Regions from separate parts of the Homo sapiens genome. Here region 2 is linked to region 1. The links are chromatin loops, found by intact Hi-C in ENCODE. Cell type or tissue: HCT116. All regions are shown on one strand. Each heading gives the region's core, and the rest is flanking DNA. Links, peaks and the distances in the headings are about the cores only. Region 1 has its middle 97 kb from the start of SCG2. Region 2 has its middle 40 kb from the start of SCG2.

Region 1 (15,600 bases), core at 4,638-12,637:
TTAGTGGGTCCTGTTTGCTGTCGTTTCTCTTTCAGAACATATCTTGAACTCATCTATCAGTCCAAGATACTAATATCAATTATAAAGATGGAGGGAAAATATTCATCACGTTGTTTTCTGAGAAACTGGAGTCTTAAAAATTATTCTCATGCCTTAAGTTTGCTGTTTTATATTGTTCACTCCTTCATTATTATCTGCATTAATGAAGTATAGGAACTGTAAGATGCCTTGTGATAATTTAGATCAGAATCTGGTCAGAAAGCTATGGCCGTAGTAAATAAAGTTTTATTAGAGCACAGGAAAGCCTGTTCTTTTATATGTGGTAACAGGTTGTTTTCCTGTTACAACAGCAGAGTTGGTGAGTTGTGACAGAGGTTGTATCATCCACCTTGCCTGAAATCCATACTATTTGATTTTTCATAGACAAGGCCAATTTGCCAATTCTTGATTTGAATAAATGTGATAATACTTTAAAAATATGAAGCTGTAGTGTAAAAATTAAATTAGTGAATGTTTGGGTCATTATCATTTCTTTTTTCTACACCAGATCAGCTTATACTTCTCAGGGGATATCAAGGCATGAGAATCATGAATGGAAAATAAGAGATGAACATCTATTTTCTCTTTTTTTGTTGGAGTCTTGCTCTGTCGCCCAGGCTGGAGTGCAGTGGCACGATCTCGGCTCACTGCAACCTCTGCCTCAAGTGATTCCCCTACCTCAGCCTCCCAAGTAGCTGGGACTACAGGTGCACGCTGTAATAACAGCCAGCTAATTTTTGTATTTTTAGTAGAGAGGAAGTTTCACCATGTTGGCCAGGTTGGTCTCTAACTCCTGACCTCAGGTGATCTGCCCACCTCAGCCTCCCAAAGTGCTGGGATTACAGGAGTGAGCTACCACGCCCAGCTGTCTTTTCTTTTTTTAAAGGAAAGCATTTGACAATATTATTATAATTGTGTTGGATATAAAATATTTAATTTCCTCTGGATGGCCAAATCTCCCAGATATGAAACCTGCGGAAGGCAGAAGTGAGCTTGGAGGACTAGGATGGAGAGAGGTTACTATCCACCAGCATCTGGGGAGCCCAAGGCTTCCCCCAGGACTCTCCTGAGCCTGTGTATCCCTGGAGACCTTTTGAGTATCTTCTGCACCCTTTAACCCCACCCCTAAGTCCTGGGAGAAACGGGCCACATTGAGACATGGGACAGGACCAGATATGCTTGACAGAAAGGCTAGGGGTGGCTTTGAGGCCCAGTTAATATTCCAAAGTAGTAACTTTAGCAAAATTGTATTGGTGTTGAGAAAAATAAAAAATTTCAAGTATGTGGTGCTGTGGCACGCCTGCCTCTGCCACGCAGCACCGCAGCCTGTGGGAACTGAGAAGGCAGGAATTGAGAGGGAGGCTGCTTTCCCAACACCAACAGAGCAGAGGAGGAAGGAGGTGATGGAATATGAGGCTAGGAGAAGAACCTGGTAGCCTTGCCCTGAGATGGCCAGAAAACCCTTGGCCTCACCTTGGACTGAACGGGCAGCCCTAGTTTAAGCACAAGGTAGTCAGTCTTTCACTCTTCATGGCTGTGGCAATATTTCTTCTTACTCTTTTTCTCCAGCTACTGCCAAAATGGCCAAACTTAGGCCAAATGTTGCCCAAGAGACCAAAACAGAGGCAAACAGTCTCCAAATATATGTAGATCATGAGCAGAAATCTGAGGCTTGGAGAAAGGGCTGAGAAGCCGTGAGCTCTTTGAGGTGTCAAGGGCAGACTCCCATCCCAAGGACTTCCATGGGGAGGGGAAGGACTGGGTAAGTTTGAATTTTATGGTCAATATAGTAAATTAATCAAAAGCTTTCACAAAACAAACACCCCAGCCCTTCTGAAGATACAATGGGGCTGAAAAAACACAAACACCAAGCGAAACTGACCAAGGTGAGCTGTTGCAGTTCAGTCTCATGGGTCCAGCTGCTCAGTGGCCAAATAGAGACTCAAGGGCCTCTTGTTTGCTGTTCTGCAGGTTTACAAGAACTGGTCAGTAAAGCTGGTTTTTCAATTGGTGCTGGATGCCAATCACGATCTCCCATGGCCTGTGGCTTGCAGTGCTCCTCAATCTATCTGAAGACACAGGCTGACAGCTCCTAGAAGTTGGTCACAGAGATGAAGACATTGAAGGACTGGAACAGGGAGTTCGTGATACCTCGAAACACACTGACCTTGACTTGGTCAGAGGCCTGGTCCTCCCCTCATGGGGGTTGTCCTGGTGTGCCTTCACAATCTGCTTATAGTTCCCTTTCATGATCTTTAGGGCTGTGAGGTCCTTGCATAGTGTGGACACCTCCTCCTCCTGCATTTTCTTCTCCTTGTGCAAAAACTGAGTGTAGTCAATGGTCTTTTGTAGAACGATGGCTTTGCTGAGCTTTCGGGAGCCAATGCAGGAGTCCTGCTGCTGGCATGTGGGGATGATGGTCTGAAGGTCATCACAGCCTCTCTTGATGACATCCTTCCTCTTCTGCTCAGCCTCAGTGTGTGCTCACCACTACTGGTCCTTGTAGGACTCTTGGTGGTAATCACTGTCCTCCTCATCTGTGTTGGGGATGGAAGAGGCACTGGTGGAACCGATGCTATTAGCTCTAGACACTACTGTCCCATTGTGGGTGCTTTCTATAAAATACGTGAGGTCTGAGCTTTTGTAGCTGTAGATGTACTCCACCTTTACCCAGGGGTCTTTGGGAGAGGCACCTGGCTCCATCGTCTTGGACCTACTGGACCAGAAACAAGCCCTATTTTATTTTCTACCTGCCGAAAAGAACTATACATTTTGCTAACACCTCCAGGTGATGATGGTTGATCAAATATTGTAAATAAACATAAATATATTCAATGTTTGATCTTGCATATTGAAACTAATTCTTCTCTCTTTTTCTAATTATACTTTCTAATTATACATAAGACAATAGTTGATGGTAGAAAGTATGAGTGACATGGGTCAAAATATCTACGTACCAGGTTCAAATATGTCTCTCATTAAATTTATGACCTTGATCAAGTTGCTTAAACTCTCTGATCCTCAATTTCTCCATCAGTGAGATTGAGACTAAAAACATTGAATCATAGTTTGTACAAAGAAGTGCTGGGTAAGATGGTATGTTTGTGGAATCTTTTTTATTTTATTTATTTATTTAGTTAGTTTTTTTTTTTTTAGAGACAGTCTTGCTCTATCCCCCTGAAGTGCAGTGGTGCGATCTCAGTTCACTGCAACCTCTGCCTCCCAAGTTCAAGTGATTTTCATGCCTCGGCCTCCCCAGTAGCTGGGACTACAGGTGCCTCTCACCACGCCTAGATAATTTTTGTATTTTTAGTAGAGACAGGATTTCGCCATGTTGGCCAGGCTGGTCTTGAACTCCTGACCTCAAGTGATCTGCCTGCCTTGATCTCCCAAAGTGTTGGGATTACAGGCATGAGCCACTGCACCCAGCCTGTTTGTAGAATCTTATACAGATTTTGGCTCCTAGTATTATTTCTTGGATTACATATAACATTTTGTATTGTAATAAAAGGAAGAACTCTAAAATTTGACCAGTGTTAATAGGTACGAATGGAGAGCCACAAAATTAAAAACGCAGAGCTTTATCTCACAGGCACATACACATCCACTCCAGATATATTAAACAATTGTATTAGTATGCTAAAATAATAAAACAGTAGGGAAATATTTTTATAAATATTGAAATGGGGAAGACCTTCCCAGGAAAAGCCTCAAACACAGAAACCATAAAGGGAAATATTGATGTATTTGAATACATACAATTTTTAAATTTTAGAATCATAAAATATACCATGAACATAGTTAAAAGACTTTGAGAAAACTGGAGAAAATATTTGCAGATGGAGACAGAGAATGAACACCCACGAAATAGAAGGTGCTATTAAAAATCAGTGAGAGAAGAAAAATAACCCAATACAAAAAATGAAGAAAGGATTTGAACAGAATCCCACTGCACCAAATGTCTAATAATAATGATCATAAAAAGATGCTTAATTCACTCACAAATAGAAATACAAATTAAACTGAATTATCATGTTTCACCCAAACTAGTGAAAACATAAGCGTTGATAGTATTTAGTATTTAGATGTGGGGAAAGGTCTTATACTGTGTGGGAATGTGAGTTGGTATGGGAAATTGGTAAATTTCCCAAATGGTAAATTGAGGGAACTTTGTCAGTTACTGGTAAAATTTAAAATGTGCATGCTCTCTAAAGAACAATTTTTTTTTTCTTTGAGATGGAGTCTTGCTCTGTTGCCCAGGCTGGAGTGCAGTGGTGTGATCTTGGCTTACTGCAAGCTTGGCCTCCTGGGTTCACGCCATTCTCCTGCCTCAGCCTCCCGAGTAGCTGGGACTACAGGCGCCTGCCACCACGCCCGGCTAATTGTTTTGTGCTTTTTAGTAGAGACGGGGTTTCACTGTGTTAGCCAGGATGGTCTCAATCTCTTGACCTCATGATCTGCCTGCCTTGGCCTCCCAAAGTGCTGAGATTACAGGCGTGAGCCACCGCACCCTGCCTAAGGAACAATTTTACTTTTAGAAATCTTCCCTTCAGAAATACATAAAATAAAAATAGTAATCACTACCTTAATAATAACTTCCATTTCTTGAACACTTGATGCGAGTCACGGTACTGTGTACTTTGCATGCTATCTCATTCAAATCTCATGACAATCTTGAGAGACACTGAGAGGGAGACAGAAGACAAACCAAAGCATAAGTATAGTGATAAAATAAGTAATTTTTGTGTGTGCATACTTTAATTCTTAAATTGCTATCAAGAATGCATATTGTTATTAGCCGGGTGTGGTGGCAGGTGCTTGTAATCCCAGTTACTCAGGAAGCTGAGGCAGGAGAATAGCTTGAACCTAGGAGGCGGAGGTTGCAGTGAGCCAAGGTCACACCCCTGTACTCCAGCCTGGGTGATAGACCGAGACTCTGTATCAAAAAAAAAAAAAAATGCATCTCGCTTTTGTGATTATGTATATTAATTGTTATATAATAAAAGAATATTATGGAAAATGAAATTCATAAAGAACAAATGTGTTAAATACCATTTTGATTTTAACAATGGATGGAATATGTTGGGAGATACCCAAGGACAATACAAGTTCAAACTTTGGATAAGTTACTATGTTATTGGGAAGAGAAGATGAAATGTTTTGAACAACCTGAGACAATTTATACCAATTGCTAAATCATCTGGTGTATATAGCTTGTTGCCATAGCAATCCAGAGTAGGGAGCCCAGTATATACTTGTTTCTGTGACAGGCAGTCTCTAATTCTTGCTACCCTGAATTTCTCTGGTTGATATATCTGATGCTGCCCATATAGTCTCATTCCATTTGTCTGCTTGAGCAGCTGACTCGTCAGTTTCTTCTGGTTTAAATTTAAATCTGTATTGTTCCTTTCCAATTAAGATCACCACCTAGAGTAACTGCTGACTACATGGAGATTATAGAAAAAAGTGGTGCTTTTAACTGTAAGGTTTTCTGACCCCATTTCTAGAAATACACTTCATCAATAAGTAGAACTTTCCTTTATTGTCTATAAATGGCAGTACAACATACTGGTTAAGAGCACAGACTCTGAACTAGACTTGAAATACTGGCAGCGCCACTTTCCAGCTGTGTGACATTGGCAATTTACTTAACCTCTGACTTTTAATCTCTTCATTCTTAATATGGAGATAATAATAATGGTATCCTCAGGCCGTGTGCAGTGGCTCACGCCTATAATCCCAGCTCTTTGGGAGGTGGAGGGGGGAGGATCACCTGAGGTCAGGAGTTTGAGACCAGCCTGGCCAACATGGTGAAACCCTGTCTCCACTAATAATACAAAAATTAGCCTGGCATGGTGGCACGGACCTGTAACCCTAGTTACTTGGGAGGCTGAGGCAGGAGAATTGCTTGGTGCCACTGCACTCCAGCCTGGGCGACAGAGTGAGACCCTGTCTCAAAATAAATAAAAATAAATAGATAAATAAATAAATAAAACAATGGCACTCTTATGTGGTTGAAGATTGAGTCCATATATGTAAGGTACCTTAAATGACAATGTATCTGGCACATGGTAAATGTTCTATAAGTACTTACTACTAGAAATAGGCACCTTAATTAAATATTTCTACCTCTTTTGTTTTATTTTATTTTATTTTATTTTTTTTTGAGACAGAGTCTTGCTATGTCACCCAGGCTGGAGTGCAGTGGCATGATCTCAGCTCACTGCAACCTCTGCCTCTTGGGTTCAAGCAATTCTCCTGCCTCAGCCTCCCGAGTAGCTGGTACTACAGGCGCCCGCCATCACATCCGGCTAATTTCTGTATTTTTAGTAGAGATGAGGTTTTGCCATGTTGGCCAGGCTGGTCTTGAACTCCTGATCTCAGGTGATCCACCCACCTTGGCCCCCCAAAGTGCTGGGATTACAGGCATAAGCCACGGCGCCCAGCCAATATTTCTACCTTTTGGGGTTGCTTCCTCATCATGGAATTAATACTTGCTTATGGAGGCTGTTTCCTCTTTATAAACAGTACCCCTCACTTGTAGCTCCATTCTGAAAAATTCTGACAGATAATTCAGCAGACTAAACGATCAAATCACCCTGGCACGTTCCCCTCAGCTGGGCTCTGCAGGGCAGCTAAGATTGGGCACTGATGTTCCTGGCTTCAGTCCTACCCGGGTTATGCAGCTACGGCTTCATACATACACCAGTTGCACTAACTTGGGATGAAAATTAAGTTAAAACCAGTAGAAAATTTCATCCTATGTTTTGGTGGTAAAAGAAGCAAATGAACAAATGAATAGAGGCTGCCAAACAGTTGTCTCACCAACTGTTCCGACTAGCTAACAAGATTAGCTAGGTCATACCTAGTCGTAAAAGAATACTATAAGAACTCAGAAATTCGACATATTTCTACTACTTGCTTGTCATGTAGATAAACAGATTAAAAGAACCATAAAAAAACAAAGAGAAAATAATAGTAGGATTAGAGAGCATGTTATCATCTCATGGGCTCACTTGGCCTTAGAAAGAGGTGTTTATCCATCATGAATATGAATCCAGGGGTCTGAATGGATATAAGAGAACCAAATGTAACAGAAATTTAATATCATTTTTTCCCCTGAGATGAAACATTTTACATTTTCCAGTTTATTAGATAAAATTACTAAACATGTTCTAGACCCTGGAGTTGTAGATTTTATGATGTTGGCTGCTGTGGAGTGGCCATGACTGGTTTTTCAAATTGTTAATTTGATTTCTTTTTAATACATATGGATTTACGTGACCCATGGCAAGAGATTGTAGATTATTTCATTGTATTTATGAGTTTCCTGTAATTTTAGCAAGTTCCATTGTCAATGCAGATGTTTACTCAAAAGAAGAAGAAGAAGAATAAAATCTAAAACCAAGAAAATGCTTTTGAGAATGAATTTCACTATAAGTTTGAATTCAAAGTCATGGAGTTGAGAAATGTATTTTATGTTGGAAAATAAAGATCTCAATAATAGACATAGCATTCACTAACTTCACTTCTCCATTTTCAATAAACAATGTCAGATTGGCTGAGTGTGATGCTGAAGCTCAAACAACTAAATACACCATCTTATGACTCATTTCCTTTAGTGAGTCACTGAGTCATAACACGTCTTTGTTCATTCAGTTCTACGCAAAAGGTCTCAATAAACTCCAAAGTACCTTATGTTCTTTGTGACTAGGTAGGGAGGTATATAATGACATTCCCATTTTCTTTATTCTTTTCTTTTTTTTTTTGAGATGGAGTCTCACTCTGTCTCCAGGCTGGAGTGCAGTGGCCCGATCTCGGCTTGCTGCAACCTCCGCCTCCTGGGTTCAAGTGATTCTTCTGCCTCAGACTCCCGAGTAGCTGGTATTACAGCCATGTGCCACCATGCCCAGCTAATTTTTGTATTTTTAGTAGAGATGGGGTTTCACCATGTTGGCCAGGATTGTCTCGATCTCTTGAGCTCGTGATCTGCCCGCCTTGGCCTCCCAAAGTGTTGGGATTACAGGCGTGAGCCACAACGCCCAGCCCCCATTTTCTTTTAAATATATATTAAGTAACTTTGATGGGCAGCCCATAAAATACCATTAAATGTTGACTAGATAGTTTGGGTGGTACAACTTCTCTTTTTTCTCACTTTCCTTTCTTATAAACTCTTTCTCCTTCAAACTCTTTCTAGCCTTCACATTAACTTTTCTGCCTCCAGTATAACCCAAGTAAACAAATCTTGGTTGGAACCAGTTTTGCCTATGCCTGAGATCAAGTTTTAAAATGGGGTCAAAAATATACTGCCTTTCAATGGTTACTTTCCTTTACTTACCTGACAATTACTTCACCTGCTTCCCAAATTCAGTTTCCAAATCAAAATAATAATTTTCTCCTCTGTGCTTGTGCTTGTTTGTCATGAGCAAAAACTGCCCCTTCATCAGAACGAATCCATTTGGAGGTAAGAAATAACCTCTGGGAAAGGATAAGCTCTGGGCCAAAATAGCTTCAGCCTTGGCTTGTTCCAAGAGTCTATACAAAGTCATTTTGGAGAATACATCCCAGAGTTTCTCCTTCTTTAGGACAGGGATGACATTATTTTGTGAACCTGTAAAATCCTTGAATGACAATCAGAAGCATAGCCAGGGGAAGATGAGGGAGGATATGTAGTTGTTCTCCTTAGCACATTGTTCAAATGTGGATTCTTTTTCAACAACACATTTCTGAAGAGTAACATGTGAATAGGTAAGGCTATGCTGAGAACATGTTAGAAAAAGCAAGACTGTGAGGTGGAGAGAAGGTAGTCATGGGGGTGAGGGGATATACTTATGTTGTTCTACCTACCAAGGACACAGATCGCTTGCCCTCAGCCCAGCCTGGCCCCAAGAATAGCTCCCCCTAAAGTTAGAATCTAGTTGTGCTTTAAATGACAACATGGTTGCACAAAGTCATAGATGATCTACTGCTCGTATCAGACAAGTGGAAATCTCTGCTCCCAAATGCAGGTGGTGAATCACCCCTGGAAGCTGCTATGTCAAAAAGAATGACCCTCCAGGCCCCAGACCCAAGTGGGTGCTCTGCTTTGTTCTTTGTCGGACAACTCCCATCGTCCTCCTGTGACTATTTTCTCTGCTTTTGTAAAATGCACTTTTGTGTGTGTGCTGGATAAAACCAGTCTCCCAGCTCCTCCTGAATGATTCCAGTATTGATGAGAAAGTGGTTTATTTCTAAACCCCAGAGGTCAGATCATAGCGTTCTCGAGACTGAGTCATAAAATCAAAGTTAAATGCGTTACCTGTTCCTTAATGAAAAGCATGGGTATGAGACCTCCCAGTAGTTCACATGATTCATGAGAAATAAATGAAAAGGACAGCCTTATGGAATAGTACCAATTCAAATGATCTTTCCTTCTCCTGGTAATTACAAGGCCTCAATCTCATTAAGGCCAACATATTCAATGAAGGAAGATCAGTTTCTATGGAGAGTCATTTCCTTTAAATAGATGAGCTAATAACTGGTACTAATGATAAACATCTTTTAGCTATGGAAATTATACTTTTCATTTAGTAGTTTTTTTCCAGTGTGCTACACTCTCTAACGTATCCAGTGTCTCAACGTGCTCATAAGGTTAGCAGCCATGTGGATAATCACCCTTGTTCTAGAGAGCAGGAGCCTGAGAAAAAGAAAAGTTGGAAAATATTATCTAGGGATGACATACATGGGATGGAAAGTGATAAAATATTAGGTCTGTGACTTTATAATTAAAATTCACCAAATTCTTTCAGAGCCTTTAAAAATAACACATTCTTTCTATTTGACATGTTGCCATTACCTCATGATGGCATTCACCAATAATTTCATCTTGCATCTGGAGATCCTAAGAATAGTTCTAAAAGGTAAAGGAGTTTCATTAATAATTAAATTTCATAATAAGAAACAGACTAAGATATTTCTTTCTTTCTCTCTTGGAAACAGATCAGCTTACAATGCTAAGTAAAATGTGGTCCAAAGATACAATCAGAACTACTATGCATAATTATAGTGTCTATGTTTGTCAAGTTCTGAAAATGTTTGAATGAGTCTGAAGAGTTTCAGTCTCTTCAAGAAGTATTTGTTCACTATAAAAATTCAGTTTGACTGCTAGCCAGGGTCATTTATCAGAAGTAATTTGTGAATAAAGTAATATGATTTGATATAAAAACACCAGAAGACTAGGCCATGCTTGCTTGGTGCTAAAGTATTTATGTGAGAAAGATTCTAGGGGAACCAAGGATGGAATCCACATTTTCTGTCAAGTTGAAAGTTCTTTCTGATTAGGTAAAATGAAATCTCACTGAACAGAGGGCTGAGTACTACCTTAGTCATAGTTTGAATGACTTTAAGTGGAGAGGAGAGGAAAGGACAAGATTTCCTTGTTTAATTGAGAGTTGCTGTTGACAATGGAGAGTTGTTTCTCCAGCTGTCGTCTACTACCTGGGGTTATTGACCTTGGCTGCTCATCAGTCATCTGGGAAGCTTTTAAAAACAGATGTCTGAGCCTCACCTAGATCTATTGAATCAGAATTTCTGGATTCTAGATCTATTGAATCAGAGTTTAATCTGTAATTTGGAAAGCTCCAGTGGTTATTAGGAAGGGTAGCCTGACTTTAGAACGGATGTGCTAAACTTTTGTGGATGAGTGTGGGCAGCGGCCTACTGCTCTCTCCCCTTAGCCTTCAGTCCTAGGACATCTGAGTCTATGTGTTCTGAAACACTGGGTTTTCTCTGTGAACAGTTAAAAATCCTTCATGTTAAGGGTCCACAGCTTTCCCACTCCCCTGTTCTCTGCTTAGCTTCTTCCTGCTTCGTTCTCTTCTTAGAAGAGAAGGGGGAGAGTGCATTCTCTCTGGAGGGAAGGGAGAGCACTGGGGAGAGGAAAGAAGGACTCGAGGAACCTAGATGGTGGAGCAGGAGGACCTGGGTGAGACAGTTCTTTCTGGGATGGGGGTCTGGGGGCTGCAGAATGTGGGGTGTGGAATGAAAGGCTTCCACGATTAGACAGAGTGAAGTGGAGGTGGAGGTAGAGACTTGGGTACAACAGTTCATGCATTAGGCTTTGTAGACTAATCCTTGGACAATATTAAATATTTGAAAAGGAAGAAAAATGGAGACTTCAGTCATGCTTCTTTAAATGTGATTTCTCTCTGGAGTGGATAATGAGGAAGGTGGGATGCTTTATCAGTTAGAAATGCTGAAAGCATGTGTGGGCTTCTTAACAATATCAAAGATCCAGGTTTTTCCACTCTTTTACTCCATCAGCCTTAGCGTGTTGGCCTTTTGTGGCTATCCTTGCCCTTACACGGTCAGAAGAAGGCATCACAGCCGGTTTCAAGGCAGGAAGAAGAGGAAAACGGTAGCCAGGAACATGGAACTTGCAAAGTCCTTTTATGAAGAAACAAGATATTCTCAATCCCATTGGCAGACTACCCCTTTGAAGACTGGCTAAATTGGGTCCTGTTGCCCTTACCAGCTGTGAGGGAGCCTGCAAGAGGGAGTGTTGAGCTTTTCCAGCAGCTATAGCGGAAGGAAGGAAGGAAAGAAGGAAGGAAGGGGAGAAGGGCTAGAATTGCCTGTTGGGTAAGCTAACCAACAGTGCGTGCTATCAAGGGCTAGGCTGGGATGTCACAGCTTCATGGCCTTGCTCTGGAGTGACAGAAAGTGAGCTCCATCAAAAAAAACATGGAAACTACTGTTTCAGAACAGTGATTTTTGGGCCAGGCATGGTAGCTCATGCCTATAATCTCAGCACTTTGGGAAGCTGAGGTGGGAGGATCACTTGAGGCCAGGAGTTCGAGACCAGCCCGGCCAACATGGCAAAAACCTGTCTCTACTAAAAATACAAAAATTAGCCTGACTTGTGGCACACACCTGTAATCCCAGCTACTTGGGAGGCTGAGGCACAAGAATTGCTTGAACCTGGAAGGTAGAGGTTGCAGTGAGCTGTGATCATGCCACTGCACTCCAGTCTGGGTGACAGAGTGACAGCCTCCCCCTCCAAAAAAACAAAAAACAAAAACAAAAACAAAAAACCAAACAGAATACTGATTTTTAAGTTTTCAGTATCACTTGGAATGTATAGAAAGATGTCTGGGCCTCCATCCCACAGAGTTTGATTTAGTAGGTTTGGAGTAACACCTGGAGGTTTACATTGATTGATTGTTCATTAGAGACAGGGTCTTGCTCTGTTGCCCAGGCTGCAGTGCAGTGGAGTGATCACAGCTCACTGCAGCCTCAAACTCGTGGGCTCAGGTAATCCTCCCATCTCAGTCTCCCAAGTAGCTGAAACTATGGGCATGTGCCACCATACCTGGCTAATTTTTTGTAGAGATGGGGTTCTCACTGTGTTGCCTGGGCTGGTCGCGAACTCCTGGGCTCAAGTGATCCTCCCATTTCTGCCTCTGCCTCCCAAAGTGTTGGGATTGCAGGTGTGAGCCACCATGGCCAGGCATTTTACCCTTTTAGTAATCCTCTTAGATGATTCTGATGCAGCAGGACTGCGGCCCACTCATTCATAAAACTGGGAACACATTAGTTCAGTGGTTCTCAAACTTGCTGAATATTAGAATCACCAGGAGGTTTTAAAAATATCAATGGGCCCTTTTCCCAACTAATTAAATGAGAAAATCCGAGGTTGAGAGGTCAGCATCATTTAAGGCCTCCCAAGGTGATTTTAATATGCAGTCCGGGATGAGAATCATTGACAGACAGATTCTATTGACTAACAAGCTTCTTGCACAAACAGAGCAGCCAGGGACAGCTGGGGTAGCAGGAAGAAGGCACCAAATTCTCCATGCTGGCTCTTGGACATCTTTGAGAAGAGTGGATAGAGAGGAGAGAGTCAAACACACTCGCAAGCTTGGATAAGGTACGTAGCAACTGATGTGCAAGAAACAAATGGTGAAAGGTGAGGCATCTCAAAGTGGCTCAGTCTTTCATATGTTTAAATACTAATCTTTTGCTGGGCGCAGTGGCTCATGCCTGTAATCCTAGCACTTTGGGAGGCCGAGGAGGGTGGATCACCTGAGGTCAGGAGTTTGAGACCAGCCTGGCCAACATGGTGAAACCCTGTCTCTACTAAAGTTACAAAAAATTAACCAGGCGTGGTGATGGGCACATGTAATCCCCGCTACTTGGGAGGCTGAGGCAGGAGAATAGCTTGAACCTGGGGGGTGGAGGTTGCAGTGAGATGAGATTGTGCCACTTCACTCCAGCCTGGGCGAAAAAGCAAAATTCTGTCTCAAAAAAAAAAAAAAAAAAAAAAAAAAACAAAAACACACAAAAACAAAACAAAACAAAAAAAACCCCAAACCCAATTTTTTTATTTATTAAAATATTTTTTCTTTTCATTCCAAAGTAATTTCAAACTTACAGAAAAGTTGCAAGAATAGTACAAATAACCCATGTACCCTTTACCTAGATCGTCAATACTAAATATTTTACATCAACTTTATCCTGTCTCTCATCCCCTTCTATGTATATTTTCCATGTACATATTTTTTTCTGAACCATTTGAGAGTAGATGGCATATATCAGACCCCCTTTTCCCCTATGTCTTCAGTGTGTATTTATCTGAACTACAGTTCAGCTTCCAGTTTTGCTGTCTCAATACCCTTGGTACGAATGTGCTTTTCCTAGTACAGCTTCAGTCCAGGACCGTGTATTAGATTTAGTCATCTTGTGTTTGTAGTTACTTCCCTTTAATATGGAACAGTGCCTAAGCCTTTCTTTATCTATCAAGACATTTACATTTTTTTAAGAAAGAATAAGGGCCAATTTATTTTATAGAATGTCAATTACTTTAGATGCATGTGCTGTTTCCTTCTAATTTGCTTCACGTTATGCATTTTGGGCAGGAATGCTATGTGAGAGCTGTTATATTATTTTCGAGTATTACAATAGGAGATGTACCATGTCTGTCTGCCCCTTAGGGGAAACACAAAGGATACCTTTCCTTGCGAAGAACTATTCTGCCTGCTCTTAGGTCAACGTTTTCTTGCATTTTGATGACTTGGTTAAGGTGTTGTCCAGTTTCTTTCCTGTACAGATTTTTCATTGTAAAATATGTTTTATTTTGTTTTTAGTTGACACATAGGAATTGTGACTGGGGTACAGTGTGAAGTTTCGATACGTATACAGATTGTGTTGATAGACATGCTAATTATCCTCATTTCAATAATAATTTTGAAGCCGGGTGCGGTGGCTCACACCTGTAATCCCAGCACTTTGGGAGGCCAAGGTCGGTAGATCATTTCAGGTTAGGAGTTCGAAACTAGCCTGGCCAACATGGTGAAACCCTGTCTCTACTAAAAATACAAAAAAACGAGCCAGGTGTGATGGTGTGCACCTGTAATCCCAAGCTACTCGGGACAGTGAGGCACGAGAATTGCTTGAATCCAGGGGGCGGAGGTTGCAGTGAGCCAAGATCGCGCCACTACACTCCAGCCTGGGTGACAGAATGAGACTGTCTCAAAAATAATAATAATAATAATAATTTAAAAAATCACATCATTTGAAAAATGCTAGTTTTAGCAGGCATTTAAATATGGCTTTCAAGGTATTATGCCATGTGCTGTAATTTGTTCATAGAGCATACATTTGTTAATATTTATGTATATGTTCTGATTAAGTGCTTACTTTGCTCAGGAATACTGAAATATCGTTAAAAGTGAGAGTCTCTGGAATCCTCTGCGGTTCCCGTCTCTCTAGAGAGAAACTTCCCAGTTGGCTGCGATGCCACCTAGTGTAGACTGGATTATGCTGCATAACACTGGCTTGGAGGGATGCGAAGAGCCTCTCGCCTTCAGGGGCAGGTTTAGCAGATTAAAGAGGAGAATGTCAGATTCTCAACAGTAAATCTAGTGTCCTTCTGCTGGCAGATTGAGCATTTAAAAATATATGTGTAACTATCTATATAAGACACCTGCCTGGTATTCGGGAACAAGTGGCTTTTTGTGTGTGTGAGATAAATGTTGTCTGCACTGATAAGCTGAAGCTTCCAAAATGTCAGCCAAAGTGTTGAGAAATGAATTAGCTTGTGCCTGCTAAGTTTTAGTGTTCAGGAAGGCATTTGTTTATGCCTGCTACTGGCCCCGCTCTGTGGGGATGCACATTGCTAGGGCAGGAACACACTTTGGGGTGTTGCAGGTTGCAGCTTATTGGCAAGAAAAAAAAGCATGAAAAAGTGACTCTGCAGGAAGAAATTAAAAGAAGTGATTACAATTCTATTCCACAAACACAGTGAAGGCGCCAACTGTGTGCAAGGTAATGATCCTTGAGGAGAATGTGAAGATGAATAAGAAATACATCCCACCTTCAGTAGAAAAACACACATGGTGAATAATTAGGGAAAACAGAAGAGTTTTAGATATCATAAGGCATTTGAAAGTCATTCTAGGTAAATGACTTGCAAATTCAGAGGAGAAAAATTCATATTTCATCTTGGAATTTGGAGATAATTTTATTTATTTATTCATTTTTGAGACAGAGTCTTACTCTGTCACCCAGGCTGGAGTGTAGTGG
Region 2 (15,600 bases), core at 4,863-12,862, 140 kb after region 1:
TTGCTTTTCTTCCAGGCCAACAGCAGCACATCTCTCTGAAGCTTCATGTTCTTGCAGAGAGAACACCTGATTAGTTAGACCCACCGAGGATAAGCTTCGTTTTTATTAACTCCAGCTAACTTGTTAGTAACCTAATTTCAGGAATAATAACCCAAAATATTCACTAGTGCCACCCATTCTCAAGGGAAGGAGACGATACACTGCAGGAACACCAAGGGGCTACCACATGTGGGGGCCATCCTAAAATTCTGCCCAGCATAGTCGGCTTGTGTTCTAAACCACTTTCCCCCTATTTGAATACTTGAATACAGTGTGTGCTCTTCCTGGTGGAGTTTTTGAGGAAAGTCCAATAAATAGAACCCTTCCCTCCTGTGTGAATTTTAAAAAATGAAACTGAGAATGTAAACAAAGGAGCCAGCATTTGCAGGAAAAAAATTTATCTTTATTACTGATAAAGTTAACGGCAATGTAGCTTAGTGATGAAATAAAAGTGCTGTTACTTCCTCTGCACACCCAATTTAGCGTCTGGGGCTCAGTTCAGGGCAAGCTTTAATCTGTAAAAAAATCATTGCCTCACACTGATCTAGGGAGGAGGAGGAAGATGAAATGCCATGTGTATAGCTTTTGATAGATTAATTCCACCCAAGACCAATGGCATTGCTCACCTACAGGTAACCTAATATATTTCCAGGGAGACAGAAGTTTTGGTCCAGAAGCTTAAAGGGCTTAGGGAAAATTCCTCTTCATGGAAACCAGAGATGGAGAAGAGAAGTTCCTCTCAGATAGTTATTTATGCTTTGAATCTGTCTCTAAAGGTCAGACTTTCCTAAGTTGAATAGTTTTAAAATAAATACCTTTTCTCTTCCCACCAGAACATCAGAAGCACTTGCTACTTACTGCTGATCAAGCGATGAAATGAAGAAAGCTATTTGGAAGATGTTCATTTCACATAAGAATGAATAATCTAAAGATTTGATGCATCAATCCAGGACATACTAGGTATGGCCAGGATGTTTTGGGCTGTGCAGGTGCTTCCTGTATTCACATGTGGAGCCTGGGAGGCTGACGAGCTCACTCACAGAGCCTGAGGTAAAGGAATCTATCACTTCATTCTCTCTGTCTTCCCATCTCTGAGCAAGAAAGACAATTTATTTTATTTTCATAGAAACTCAGTTCCCTAGTGCAAAATGATTTTAGATTATCACTAAACTGCATTAAAATGACATTGGCAAAAAATTAATGTATTTTGCTTTATACTACACTGGTAGCCAGAGGAAAATTTGTTTTCTTTGGGCTGAGTGGGAGGAGGCAAAGCATGTATACAACTCTGGCCACTCATTTCACCTTCCTGTCTAACTCAAAGTTTCTTTATCTGAGAAATAGGAAAAATATTCAGACTAGTCCATGAGTTTATGAAATATATGGCTTTGTTAAAAGAGTTACACAAATACAGTTTGTTATCAATTATCACTGAGGTGATTTAAAGCTAAATTCTCAAATTCTTTTCCAAAATATTGATATTTGAAGTCTATCAATTCCATAAAACATTGATTGAGATCATTTTTCACTTCATTTGACCAGGTATGAAGAAGTTTTTCTTCTTGAGCTTTACAGGGGATTGAAAAGATTGTTTAGTTTCCATCTATACCACTACTGAGGCTTTTATATTTATGATTTTCTTTGTTTAGTTTTAGTAGTGCATGACATAGTTATCTGCCTTCCATATTCTTCTAAATTTAAGAGTTTCAAAAATTTCAATTCAAGACTGTGGCATAGGCTGGGCGCGATGTTTCATGCCTATAATCCCAGCACTTTGGGAGGCCAAGGTGGGCAGATCACTTGAGGTTAGGAGTTCAAGAGCAGCCTGGCCAACATGGTAAAACCTCGTCTCTACTAAAAATACAAAAATTAGCCAGGCATGGTGGCCTGCGCCGGTAGTCCCAGCTACTTGGGAGACTAAGGCAAGAGAATCACTTGAACCGGGGAGGCAGAGGTTGCAGAGAGCCAAGATCATGCCACTGCACTCCAGCCTGGGCGACAGAGCGATACTCCATCTCAAAAAAAAAAAAAAAAAAAAAAAATGCCGTGGCAGAAGGTAACTGAGAAATAAAGGTAACTTGGACTTGAGGGATCCCAGAGGACTCATGCCTTCTGGATAAGAAAGAAAATCTATTTGTAAAGCTTCTATTGATATTAATGTCAGTGTCCTCTTTGTAATTTAGGGTTAAGTATTTACAATTCCACTATTCTATCTCTCACATTTTGAAAATTTAATTCAAAGCCCTTAAAGGATGAGTTTGCTTGGATTACTGTCCTCCCTTTGGCATCATTTGGATTCTTGAATCATGAGTGGTGATTTCCAGAATGTGAACAGAGTTCAATAAGCTTTGATTAGACCAATGTTTCCTGCCGATTTCAGAAAATCAGGGCCATACCAGAAATGTTATTTGTAGAGTAAACACTCCGGGATGTTTACAGAAGAGCCTCAAGAAGAGAGAAGAACAAAATGGTATTTGGTGCCTCCAATTTCCTCCAACCTTTGAAATGCTGAAGGGGAGGAGAATCGCTTGAACCCGGGACGTGGAGGTTGCAGTGAGCCAAGATGGTGCCACTGCACTCTAGCCTGGGTGACAGAGGGAGACTCTGTCTCAAAAAAAAAAAAAAAAAAAAAAACAAAAGAAGAAAGAAAGAAAGAAAAAGAAAGAAAGAAAGAAAAGGCTGAAGGGGGAATATCAGCATGCAATTCATCAGGCTGGGCAGGGCCATGGGCCTAGATGCTCCACCTGGCTACCTGACTACAAAGTGGCTAGTAGAAAAAAAAAATCAATTGACAACTGTAATTAACTATTGTATATTTACTATAATACACACACAAACACTAGAAATTAAAAAACACATTAAATTGGTTGCTAAGCTAAATAAGTCATTTAAATCAAGCACTCGGATATCTATTTTGCAAGTCATTTTCAATGTAAACCTCCAAGTTTGTCTCAAATTGTTCAGCTTTCTTCATCTATAAGTGAGGACTTCATGGGTGTTTGCTAATTTTATTAGCAAAGTGTTTTCCTGAGCAAGAATTATTTTGGGCATTCATTCATTCAAAATAAGCATTTATTAAGTAACTTTTGTGTATAAGATATCTCATTAAAAGCTTTATGATGACTTCCATGTGAAGGTATATAGGGACTTTAAAAAAATGGTTCCTATAAGTTGGGTGTGGTGACTCATGCCTGTAGTCCCAGCACTTTGGCAGACTGAGGTGGGAGGATTGCTTGAGGCCAGGAGTTCAAGACCAGCCTGAACAATATAGTGAGACCCCACCTCTCAAAAAAAATTATCTGGGAGTGGTGGCACATGCCTGTGGTTCCAGCTACTTGGGAGGCTGAGGTTGGAGGATTACTTGAGCCTGGGAGGTCAAAGCTGTAGTGAGTTGCTGCACTCCAGCCTCGGTGACAGAGCAAGACCCTGTCTCAGAAAAACAAAACAAAACAAAGCAAAAATCTATTTCTGTAGCAGGCACATTGCTTCATTAACACCACATCCTGCAATTGTATAAAGAATTGTATTCTAATTTTCAGCTGCCAGGACAACCTTTAGATGGTGCCACAATATGTCACAATGAGCAACCTACTTCCTAAAGTAGAATATCTGGGATGAGAGATTAAATATTTAAAATATTTCAAGAATGAGAATTTCTGTTAGCAGAGATCATTGAGAACCACCCACCAAGGCTAGGCCATTCATTCATTCATTGACTAACTCAAAAAGTAAATATGGAGGCTGGCTATGGTACCAAGAACTGTTGGTTCTCAGGGATACAACTGTGACATAGGCATAGCCCATAACTTCAGGCAGTTTAATTGAATGGGTATTTATAAAGCCTTTATCTTGCAGTGATACCACAGTGGTGGGTGTAGGCCATTATAGAGGTTTCCAGGAGGAGTGCTGACTGTATTTTTTGGTCTCAGGGTAAGCTTCCCAGATAAGGAATATTTGAGTCAAGTCAATAGTAGTGTTATCCAGATGACAGGGAAGATGGGAAGAGTGTTGCTGCAAGAGGGAATAGCATGTGCAAAATTCCAAATTGAGAGTGTGACCCAAATTCTGACGCTGCAAGAAACTTAGTATGCTGGGAACACAGGGTTGGTAAGGTGGGTTCTGTCAGAGATGAGAAATGAAGCTGAAAGAAGGCAGGGTAGGGCGAAGGGTCCTTTTTGAGTCAGGCTAAGGGATTTGACTTTTTTTCTGCGGACACTGTGGAGCAACGTTCTGGGCACTGGTGCTGATCACCTCTTTTGTGCTCAGCACTGCCCAGGCACTGTGGGAAATCATAACAAAGTGAAAAATTTGTTCTGTGGCCTCTGAAGAACTTTAGGTTAGCTGGGATGATAGCAGGAACAAAACAATTAGTGAGAAGTTGGGAACCAACAATTCTTGGTACATAACCTCCATCTTTATTTTCTGAGTTAGTCAATGAATGAATGAATGACCAGCATTAACCAAATGCTTGGCCTGGGGGTTCTGATCACCAAGAGTTGTGTTGTGGCTGGAAGCCAAAGAGCAGGAGGTCAGTGAGGGCAAAAGAGGATATGGGACAGCTACATGTAGAGAGTTACACCCTAATTAATTTCCATGTGGATTCCTACTGTTTACTGCTCTTCAAGCCAATCTAAGCGTTAAGTATCCTCCACATTTTTCGAGTCTATATAAAACACCATAAACTGTCCCCTTCCAATGGTGACAGTTGCTTATACAAAACTACTTTCTCTAACTAGTCTAACTAGCAGGGACTACATGAAGTTATTAAACATCTGTTTGCTTTTCTAAAGTTCTCATTTCCTTTTCACAGAGGGCTGTACAGATCAGGCAGTTAAAGAAGAATTGAATGTGGGTTGAACTCTTATCTTAAGAATTGGGGTGAAGCACACAAGTTTTTAGGTGATCCCATGTTGTAAAAACAGCTGTTGAGATACTCATTACAACCATTTTTATCCTTTTTGTTTTTGAGATGGAGTCTTACTCTGTCGCCCTAGGCTGGAGTGCAGTGGCACGATCTCTGCTCACTGCAACCTCCGTCTTCTGGGTTCAAGCCATTCTCCTTCCTCAGCCTCCCGAGTAGCTGGGATTGCAGGCATGTGCCACCACTCCTGGTTAATTTTTGTATGTTTAGTAGAGATGGGGTTTCACCATGTTGGCCAGGCAGGTCTTGAACTCCTGACCTCAGGTAATCCACCTGCCTCAGCCTCCCAAAGTGCTAGGATTACAGGAGTGAGCCACCATGCCCGGCCCCTTTTTCTTGTTATTCACCACATTTCAATACTATTTTTTAAGCCTTTGATTCAACAGAAGCTATTTTCTGATCAAATTATCCTTCATTTCTCACTGCATGTACCTAATAAGATAGAATACAAGGAAAGTAATTAATCAAAGCCGTAGTGGGCATCTGGAATGCACCTGGCCATGACTGCAATGCTAAGGCAGCCCTCCCAGTAAGAGGGTCATCCCTTATGGAGGGCACGTGCTCTTGCGTCCTTAAATTATTCTGTGCTATTCAGTAAAAACCACCAAATTGCTTTCTTTGCAATTACTCTGAAAAAAAAATTGTTCCATTAGAGGACATTCCCATAAAGCTCTTATTCAACTGCATAATTTCTTTTTAATCTATTATTTTTGAGGAGGACCTGAGGCATGAATAAGTTTTGTTTAAAACTCTAGTGATTCGCATCTTACCTTCACTGGGTGCCCAGGTTTCCTATCATTGGTGTATTTACCCATTGTTTCACTTATGGTTTTTTTTTTGTTTGTTTGTTTGTTTCATGTACAGTTTTTTTTTTCTTTTTTTTGGCATTTCCTTAAGAAATGTCAATATCTAGTTAGGCCAGATTCATGACAATGTTTCTTTCAATTATGTTATAGTAAATGGTCTGAAATTACTAGATTCAAGGAACATAATTCAAATGATATCTTGAGTTCAAAAAGAGACCATCCCAGGAAAGGCTATTATAGTGAAGCTATTTATTACTCATCTTTTCAACATTACAAGTTAAATAATTATATATTAGAAAAAAATCCCAGTTAGTAAAAACTGCTTAATATTCCTAATTCTAAATTAGGGGTAAGTATGAATATATTAGAAGTGTAGACTCACCCCTTTTCCTTCACAGTTCTTGGTAGTAATTTATTCTCACAAAGAACTGAAAGCCTCACAGGAGCCCTTATAATGGCCCATCAAGTTGCTTTTTACTGTGAAAGGCAGGGTCCCTGGCTATATTAAAAAAGGTCCCTTCCCTGATTTTCGCCCCAAATTGAAGACAACCAGACAAATGGAGCAGGGGCAGCCTGATTTCCTCACATGTTTATAGGCAGTGAAGTTGGAAGCTAGGAGGGAGGGAGGGAAAATGAGAGAGAGAAAGAAACAGAAAGAGAGAGAGAGAGAGAAAGAGAGATTGAGAAGGAATATCAGGCTGTCTCTGGAAGGCAGATGGAAAGGCACAGAACCTGTCCCTTTGTCCTGGATTCTTTCTAAACAACCTGATGAGTCATTCTTCCTCCCACACATGGGAAGCAGTGAGTAATCACTAAACATAGATGATGGAAGTGTCCACTACAACATGACACCTGCAGGGAGAAGAGAGAAAGCTCCACCACCTTTAAAATGAGAGGTCTAGCCCTTCATGGCCCATGTAAAGAGAATAAAGAGCAAATTTCACCTCTCCAGATGCTGCAGATTTTCTTCTTGCAGGCTTGGCAAAGCAAAGGCAACAATCTGAACTCCTTCTCACTTAGGAGATGTTTTGCTCTTAATTGAAAGGATGGTTACTACAAACAAATACCATGTGTATTACCAAGGTAGTTTTGTCCAACTCAATTTTAAATTTTATTTGAATGAAACATAATTCTTTATTCTCTAATGGGATTAATCTTTTATGCTACATCAGTATATTGTGGAGGGAGTTTGTTGAATGGGATGATCCTAGAATTCCCCAATTTTATTGGTCTCCTCTGGCCCTGACTTGAGGAGGGCTTGCAGATGAAAATTCCAGAGTGGAAGAACTGCTAATCATTCAAGGAAACATTGCTAAGTCCTAGACAAAGACCGTGGTAGTATGAGATGGCGAGAAAAGTGACAATTTTTAATTTGGTTGAACTAAAATGTAGGTTTGGATTCAATGATAGGTAGAGAGAAAGCTGCCTGAAAACAGGATTTTGGGGCTTTTGCAAAGTCCCTGTTCCCTAAATACCATCTCTACCTGTTTACTGATATTCTGCTAGTAATGAATAGAGCAAAAACATTTCACTTTGTTGTGTGCTCACTTCATGTCAGGCACTATTCTTTTTTTTTTTTTTTTTTTTTTTTTTTGAGACAGAGTCTCGCTGTTTCCCAGGCTGGAGTGCAGTGGTGCGATCTCGGCTCACTGCAAACTCCGCCTCCCGGGTTCACGCCATTCTCCTGCCTCAGCCTCCCGAGTAGCTGGGACTACAGGCGCCCACCACCACGCCTGGCTACTTTTTTTGTATTTTTAGTAGAGACGGGGTTTCACCATGTTAGCCAGGATGATCTCGATATCCTGACCTCGTGATCTGTCTTCCTCAGCCTCCCAAAGTGCTGGGATTACAGGTGTGAGCCACCGTGCCCAGCCTGTCAGGCACTATTCTAACAGTATAAACACACCACACACACACTGCTAGATATATTCAATCATCATTACAGTTTTTGATATAGCTATTGTTATTTCTACTTTATGGATGAGGCAACCGAGGCACAAAGAGGACAAGTCACTTATCTGTGGTCACATAGTTAGTAAAGAGCAGAAACAAAATTTGAACCCACAAGACTGGCTCATTGTCTAGGCCCTTATGACACTGATGTACTTTAAGTGGAAATTTCCCCAAGGCAGAGAGCTCATTGCCTGAGATTCATGTTGAGGGGTAAATGACTAATACAAGATTCTTCTCAAAGAGGAGACAGGAATGCAGGTGAGGTAGAGCTCTGGGACATTTGTAGTTCAGTTTCTGGTATTTTCTGATTTTTCCTTATGATTCTTTCTTTGAGCCATACATTATCTATACACGTGTTTTTAAGTTTCTAAGTATGTATAATTTTTTTAAAAGAAAGTTATCATTGAAAAACTAGATTTCAAACTTTATGGCCTGGTGGTGAAAATACAGTTGTTAGACATTTATTGGGACTTGTTCTGTGACCTAATCAATTTTATTCTCTGATTATTCCATGCAGAGTTTCATGTATATCTGTTAGATCAAGCTTGTCAATTGTGTTTATATAAATTGGTTGTTATAGATAACAATATACATATTAATGTCGATAATTTTGGAAGATATGCTAAATAGTTTTTCTTTGGTTTGTTAGCCAGTGGAATCTTGGAATTCATTTCTTCTCCCTTCATGCAGAAAGATATGATATTCTAATACTCTGTCAGAATCTTTACCCTAAAACAGTATGTATGGTTTATTTTTGTTGCATCAGTGTGGAAACATTTTCATTTACCCTGGTTAAGACCTGTTGTACTCTGAATCTGATAATTCATCTTTTGTTTTCAATTCTGTATAATTTTCAGGTATTCTATGGAAACTCCAAATTGAATGTGACAAATCTTCCTGGGTATGCATTTTGAGTGAAGGTTTGGGAAAAGAAAGCTTTAAAAACTGTTAAACACAGATATAAATGAAAAAAAAACTATGACAAAAGAAAATAAGTTCAAAGAATTTCAGAATTTCTTGAATTTTTCATTTTGCTGTGAGATCTCTCTTCTGGGGCTTGTGTTGCTTCTCTGCCATTAGGCTTGTCCTTTGTCCTGTAATGTCTTCGCATTGCCACTGGATTGGCTTTCACGGAGAAAATCAGTGTCTCTGGTCCTGAAGTTGTTGTTACTTTTCTTGATGACTAAGCGCTGACTGATTTACAGAAACCCAGTGGAGGATACTGTCTCTTGAAACTTTGAAATCCCTGGCCTATCTCTCATCAATGTTTCCTTGTTTTCTGGGAGCCTTTTGGCCATGCATCACTGATATTTTATGTCATGTCATTTCAATTAATGGAACAACTGACATTCCTCCTTTGGCAACGTGGGACCAATTTTAAATCAGGCAGTCCACGTGAGCAGTCTAGGTGCACAGTCTACAGTGACAGGTTCCCTGGGGATGGGGTTCTCTGGTGGCTGTTGTATAACACTTAGCAAATAAATAATAATGGGGGAAATTAACTTGGGAGCTGCTAGGCCACGCTATTGTTTACAATGTTTGCACAAGGGGTTGTGTGGGCGGCAATGTGGTGAAGTGGAAAGAGGCTGAAGCAAGTAGATCAGATTTTAAATCCAGGTTCCTTCCTTAATTGATGTATATTCTCAGGGAAATTGATTATGTTAAACTATTCAAAATTTACTTTCCTCATCTGTAAAATAGAGATATTATAGGTATCATATAAGGTTTAAGTGAAGAATAAATGATAACATATATAACAGAGCACCTGAATTATATTAGGTTTTTAATTAATTTAGTGCTTCCAAATTAAGTTTTTAATTAGTTGGCTCCTCCAGACCTATGCTGTAAGGTAGCTGCATTTCTTTGAGGTCGGTTATTCACCTTTCTAGACTGATGGACATACCTGTCAAATTTTGAGATGGAATTGGAAAATCTACAAGGTCTCTTTTGGCCTTAGTGCCATTTTATCAAAATTGCAGCATTTGAAATAATCAAATATAAATGAGTATTCAGAATTAAAGTTGTACTAAAAACACAAGGCTACATATATTTAGTTATTTTAAAAGTTTCAAATACAGCATGCAATAAGCTTTTAAAAATTAAAACCATTCAAAAGTAAGATCAAAAAAGGAAGTTCCCCATAACGCATAACATTAAACTTATAACAATACACTCTTCTCTCCATAAAAAAGCCACTCATACCAATTTGAGTATATTGTTAAAGACTTTCTTTCTATACAAACACATTTACATGGTTTTTAAAAACACAGATCAGATATTTTACACATATTGTTCTGAAAAATGCTTTTTGTTTTCCACTCCTTCCGTTTTTACCCTTTCCATATGCCATTCTTAGCATATGGCTTTCACCTTCCAGATCATCTCATAATTCAAGATAGCTACAGGAGCTAGCCATTGTATCACTAATACAGACAAGAGTGATGAAGAAATTGATGGGGAGAATGTAATTTAATCAGCCAGTCGCTCTTAATTAGCTTTTCCAGAAACCCATCGACTTCCGTTTGCACAACATTACCTACCCATCTCTCAAGAAAACCTTCATCTGGGCACATTGCTACTTTAAGTGAATTGGAATTCAGTCAGGAGGGAAAAGAAAGAAATGCATGTTGATTACCTTCTAACAAAAATCATGATTGGCGATTAATATCAGACTATTATAGCTGCCTCATTGTTTTCCATGACTGAGTAGTATTTCACAGAATACATCTGCCATACACTGTATAATGCTTAGACTATTATAAATAATTAGATTACAACAATTTTTTATATTGCAGATAATATTAACTATTGACTTCCGTATACAAATATCTGTTTGCATGTATCTTGGACAGTTTTATAGATTTGCTGGAATTTCTAATTTAAAAGACATGTATGTTGTAATTTTGTCATATGACACCAAGTTACAGTTGCAAAGTTTAATTTGTACTCTCTGTCAAGCCTACAAGTCCCAATTTACCTATATATATGCCTGCACTGGTTATTATCAGCATTTTCTATTTTTGCCAGTCTGATGGACAAAACTTGGCATCCATTGTTGTTTTAACTTGTGAGATTACTTGATTACTTTGTAGGTTAGGTATCTTTTCACATGCTAATTGGACTTGGTATTTTGTCCAATGATGCTTTAATAAAGCAAAGTCTGTGCATATTTAATATGTACAATCTGATGAGTTTGAAAATATGCAGACACCCATGATATCATTGTCACAATCAAGGTAATAGGCATATCCAACACCTCTCAAGGTTTCCTTGTGTCTCTTTGTTTTTGCTTTCATTTTTGATTTTCGGTAAGAACACAACATGAGATCTACCCTCTTGATAACTTTTAAAGTGCACAATACCATGTTATTAACTACAGGAACTATATTGTACAACAGCTCTCTAGAATTTATTCATCTAGTGTAGCTGACACTTTATACTCATTAAACAACAGCTTCCCATTTCCCACCCCCTCCAGCCTCTGGCAACAATTCTCTGCTTCTATGAGTTTGACTATTGTAGATACCTCATATAGGTGGAACCATGCAGTATTCACCCTGCTGTGAGTGGCTTATTTCACTTAGCGTGATGTCCTCTAGCTTTATCCATGTTTTCACAAGTGGCAGAATTTTCTTCTTTTTATAAACTAAACAAGAATGGGCACAGGGGCTCACACCTGTAATTCCAGCACTTTGGGAGGCCGAGGCGGGCAGTTCACTTGAACCCAGGAGTTAGAGACCAGCTTGGGCAAGATGGTAAAACCCCGTCTCTACCAAAAATGCAAAAAATTAGCTAGGGGTGGTAGCAGGCACCTGTAGTCTCAGCTACTCGGAAAGCTGAAGTGGGAGGATAGCTTGAGCCAGGGAAGCTGAGGCTGCAGTGAGCCATCATTGTGCCACTACACCCTAGCCTGGACCACAGAGCAAGAACCTGTCTCAAAAAAACCAAACCAAAACTAAACTGAACAATAGTCCATTGTGTGTTTATATCACATTTTAAAAATTCATTCATCTGGCTGGGTGCGGTGGCTCATGCCTGTAATTCCAGCACTTTGGGAGCCAAGGCAGGAGGATCACTTGAGGTCAAGAGTTCAAGACCAGCCTGGCCAACAATGGAGCAAAACCTTGTCTCAACTAAAAATACAAAAATTATTTGGGCATGGTGGCGTGCCTGTAGTCCCAGCTACTTGGGAGGCTGAGGTACTAGAATCACTTAAACCTGGGAGGTGGAAATTGCAGTGAGTCGAGATCAGGCCACTGCACTCCAGCCTGGGTTATAGAGCAAGACCCTGCCTCAAAAAAGAAAGAAAGAAAGAAAGAAATTCATTTATCTATTGATGTATACTTGGGTTGTTTCCCTGTGTGAACTGTGAACTGTTTTATTTTTATTTTTTTGAGATGGAGTTCTGCTCTGTCACCCAGGCTGGAGTGCAGTGGCATGATCTCGGTTCACTGCAACCTCTGCCTCCGGGGTTCAAGCCGATTCTCCTGCCTTAGCCACCCGAGTGGCTGGGACTACAGGTGCATGTCACCACACCCAGCTAATTTTTGTATTTTTAGTAGAGACGGGGTTTCACCACATTGGCCAGGCTGGTCTTGAACTTCTGACCTCAGGTGATCCACCTACCTTGGCCTCCCGAAGTGCTGGGATTACAGGTATGAGTCACTGTGCCCGGTTTGAACTGTTTTAAATAATGCTGCAATGAATATGGGCATGAAGACATCTCTTCAACATACTGATTTCATTTCCTTTGGATATATATGCAAAAGTGGGATGGCTGAATCCTAAGGTACTTCTTACTATTTCTTACATTTTTTTCCTCTTTAGATTATCTTAGGTCTTGTAGGTAGAGGATCATATCTAAGATAATTAGTTTTTGATTTCATTGTTCCCAAAATGAATTTATACCTTTATATTTTTCCATATTTTTTTCTTTGGCCAGGACTGCCCAGAGCAAAGGTGACAATGGCCATCTTTATCACCTTACTGATTTTTATGAACGTGCTTCAAATGTTTTACCTAGGTAAAGTGTTTGCTCTCAACTTCCATTAGGTGACATTTATAAAATAAATTTATTTTTATTTCTTACTTACTGATACCTTTGAAAGATAGAAACAGGTGTTGAATTTTATCAAATACTAAGTAACATGTCTTAAGATCTGTTAAAACAATTATTTGGGTGTCTCCTTTATCTTATTAAGGAATGTAATTTAATTGATTGTCTATAGTTTAATAAATTGGTTATAATTTAATTCATTGTTTATAGTTTTCTTCTTTATGTTTTCTTTTTTCTGTCTGGTTTTGGTACCAGGGTTATAGTTAGTTTCACTGAATGAGTTGGAAAGTATTCTATCAATTATTTTGTGTTCTGGAACAGGACATAGAAATTTGTATAACATAAGTATATTATCTATTCAGATTTGGATATGCCTATGGAATCTAAGTGTGATTCCATGCCTATGGAATCTAATCTGCCTATGGAATCTAAGTGTGATGTCTTTATTTTTTTTTTTGAGAAGGAACCTCACTCTGTCACCCAGGCTGGAGTGCAATGGTGTGATCTCAGCTCACTGCAACCTCCGCCTCCCGGGTTCAAGTGATTCTCCTGCCTCAGCTTCCTGAGTAGCTGGGACTACAGGCGCGTGCCACCACACCCAGCTAATTTTTATATTTTTAGTAGAGATGAGTTTTCACCATGTTGGCGAGGATGGTCTCGATCTCTTGACCTCATCATCTGCCCACCTCAGCTTCCCAAAGTGCTGGGATTACAGGCGTGAGCCACCGTGCCCTGTCTAAGTGTGATGTCTTTAAAAAATTTTAGTAGTCATTTGATCAAATTGTTACTTTTGCCAGTGTCTATTCATCTTTCCATGTCTTCTACTGCTTATTGAGTGAAATACACATATTTTTAAACTTTCTGAAAAATGCATCCATTTCATGTATATTTTCAAGATTTTTGGCATACATCTGTACAGAGCATTCTCTTATAGTTTGAGAAATCTCTCTCATGTCTACAGTTACAGTCCTGAGACCTTTTGTTATTCTGGGATTCTGATGAAAAAACTCCCTTGTTGGTCTGCATGGAGTTTCTTCAAATGTCAACCACCCCATGAGGATGGGAACTGTTTTCCACAAGAATGCAAATGCATTAAGAGCAGGAACTTCTGCCTGCCTAACACAGAGTGTGCACTCATTAATATTTGTTGATGAGTAAAAGTTGTAGATCAATATCGATTGTTTCATCTTTGACAACTTTTCTGCATTTTTAGAGCTGTAGTGACTGTATTTTTATATTTCTTCTGGAATTGTAATGGGACTTGGGACAGAGAATACTTATTTAGTTAGCAACTTTGAGCTGGCGGTCTGTGAACATCACTCCGTCGTGTGTGCGGTGGAGCACCATGAGCTCCTTCAGGTGGCATTAATGCCTAGGGATAATGACACACTCTTCCCTCAAGCAGTATTTGCCTTTTCTTTTTCGTTTATTCTTTCCCCTCCCCACAGTTCTTAGATAGTCACATACAAAAAAGGTAACTCCATTGAAAGGTTTAACACTCATTATTACTTAATTCTTTATAGCCCCTAATTGTCTCAGCTTTTCTTGATGATCTTATTCTCACTCCTTTGCAGTAGGACTCTCCTCACTTTCAGTGTTGTCCAATAAGTTTCCTCTGCCCCCAACTTCTCACATCATTCTTCATCCATGTCTTCAAATGTCATGCCCCTTTACAGTGTGATCAGATCTGGATTCCAAACTGAAAAGTGCACGTTACTGATTGGTCAGAACTTCCCGAAGCATTATTCTGTTATTTTTATTGATTTTTATTTTTTTTAACTCCTGGGTCAGAAACAACATAGCTTTATTCTAATCATTAAAGAAAAAACCCCAAATTCCCAAATTAGGGAATGAGGACACCAAAAGGTTGCATTATTTGAAAAGACACAACTAACCAAGCCAGTAAGTAAACACACAGACCAAAACCAAATACACAGAAATATAAATGGGTAATGAATTTGGGTATAGTGTATACAGGTATTTATACATTCTTGCAAATTTTCTGTTCATTTGAAATTACATCTCAGTAAAAAGTTAAAAAACAAGCAAACAAAAATCGTGTAAGCGCATGCATACAGAGAATCTTGAGTATATCAGTTATTCTGGAAGAGCTTTTCTTCCTCACCACTCATCCGCATCTTCCTGGAATGTGTTACCAGCTGTTGTTATGTGGTAAGATAGAGGTTGGTCCCAGGCTTCCCAGGTGCAACCACCAGGGAAGCGATCAGGAGACACAGAAAGCTTTCTTGAGAATAACAAGGTTAATACTCCCTGGTAAAAACACTTCCCTTTTTATCTGACCTCAGAAGCATTTCCCTTCAGTAAAAGGAGGTTCTGTGATGAAATGAGAATCATCTGAAATAACAGAATGCATTATATTTTCCCACATATTGTTATTTTTGTGTTATAGATTCCCTGGGTATCACAATACATTCCCAACTCTTCCCATTTAATCTTCCTATTTCCAAAGCGATGAAGCTGTGCCAGAGCTAATGGCTTCCTACGAAGTGCTGCAGCAGCAATTGCTTCCTCAGAGACAAAGCTGTTGGTGGAGACTTGAAGTGGATCTTTTCTGAACTCTTAGCTATATCAAGGAGAAGGCGGAGGTATACATCTCCCAGCACACTTGAAATGTGCCGTACGTGTCTACCCATAGCCTGGGTGGATGTGTACATGTGAAGAATAATCTTGCAAAAGGGCTTTGTGCAAAAATAAGGAAACGGGGGATGAGAAGTCACTGGCTGCTAGGTGGCCTTATCTATGCCAGCCGTTCCATGGATCAAGTATCAAGCCACTGGGAAGGGACAGCAGGCACAACCACGCCA

What was found. A loop is a pair of places that touch in the nucleus more often than their neighbours do. Peaks named below come from ENCODE experiments on the same cell type or tissue, not always from the same donor. Only the 100,000 strongest peaks of a DNase experiment are listed, where the experiment ranks them.
Region 2: it touches region 1 in a loop (10-fold over the local background); 2 of 110 quality-filtered maps call a loop at or near these places.

The regions. Positions count from the first base shown.
Region 1 is chr2:223,691,766-223,707,365 of GRCh38, reverse strand. It overlaps the pseudogene MLXP1. Among named protein-coding and RNA genes, the nearest start is that of SCG2, 97 kb to the right of the region's middle. RefSeq lists enhancers at 7,440-7,734, 7,063-8,262, 8,912-10,111. In HCT116, for the core only: a CTCF peak has its summit at 8,920; DNase peaks (open chromatin) are centred at 7,675, 9,175 and 10,465; H3K4me3 peaks cover 981 bases; H3K27ac peaks cover 7,950 bases.
Region 2 is chr2:223,554,586-223,570,185 of GRCh38, reverse strand. No RefSeq gene overlaps it. Among named protein-coding and RNA genes, the nearest start is that of SCG2, 40 kb to the left of the region's middle. RefSeq lists an enhancer at 6,361-6,655. In HCT116, for the core only: a CTCF peak has its summit at 8,907; DNase peaks (open chromatin) are centred at 6,545, 7,905, 9,005 and 12,405; H3K4me3 peaks cover 3,826 bases; H3K27ac peaks cover 8,000 bases.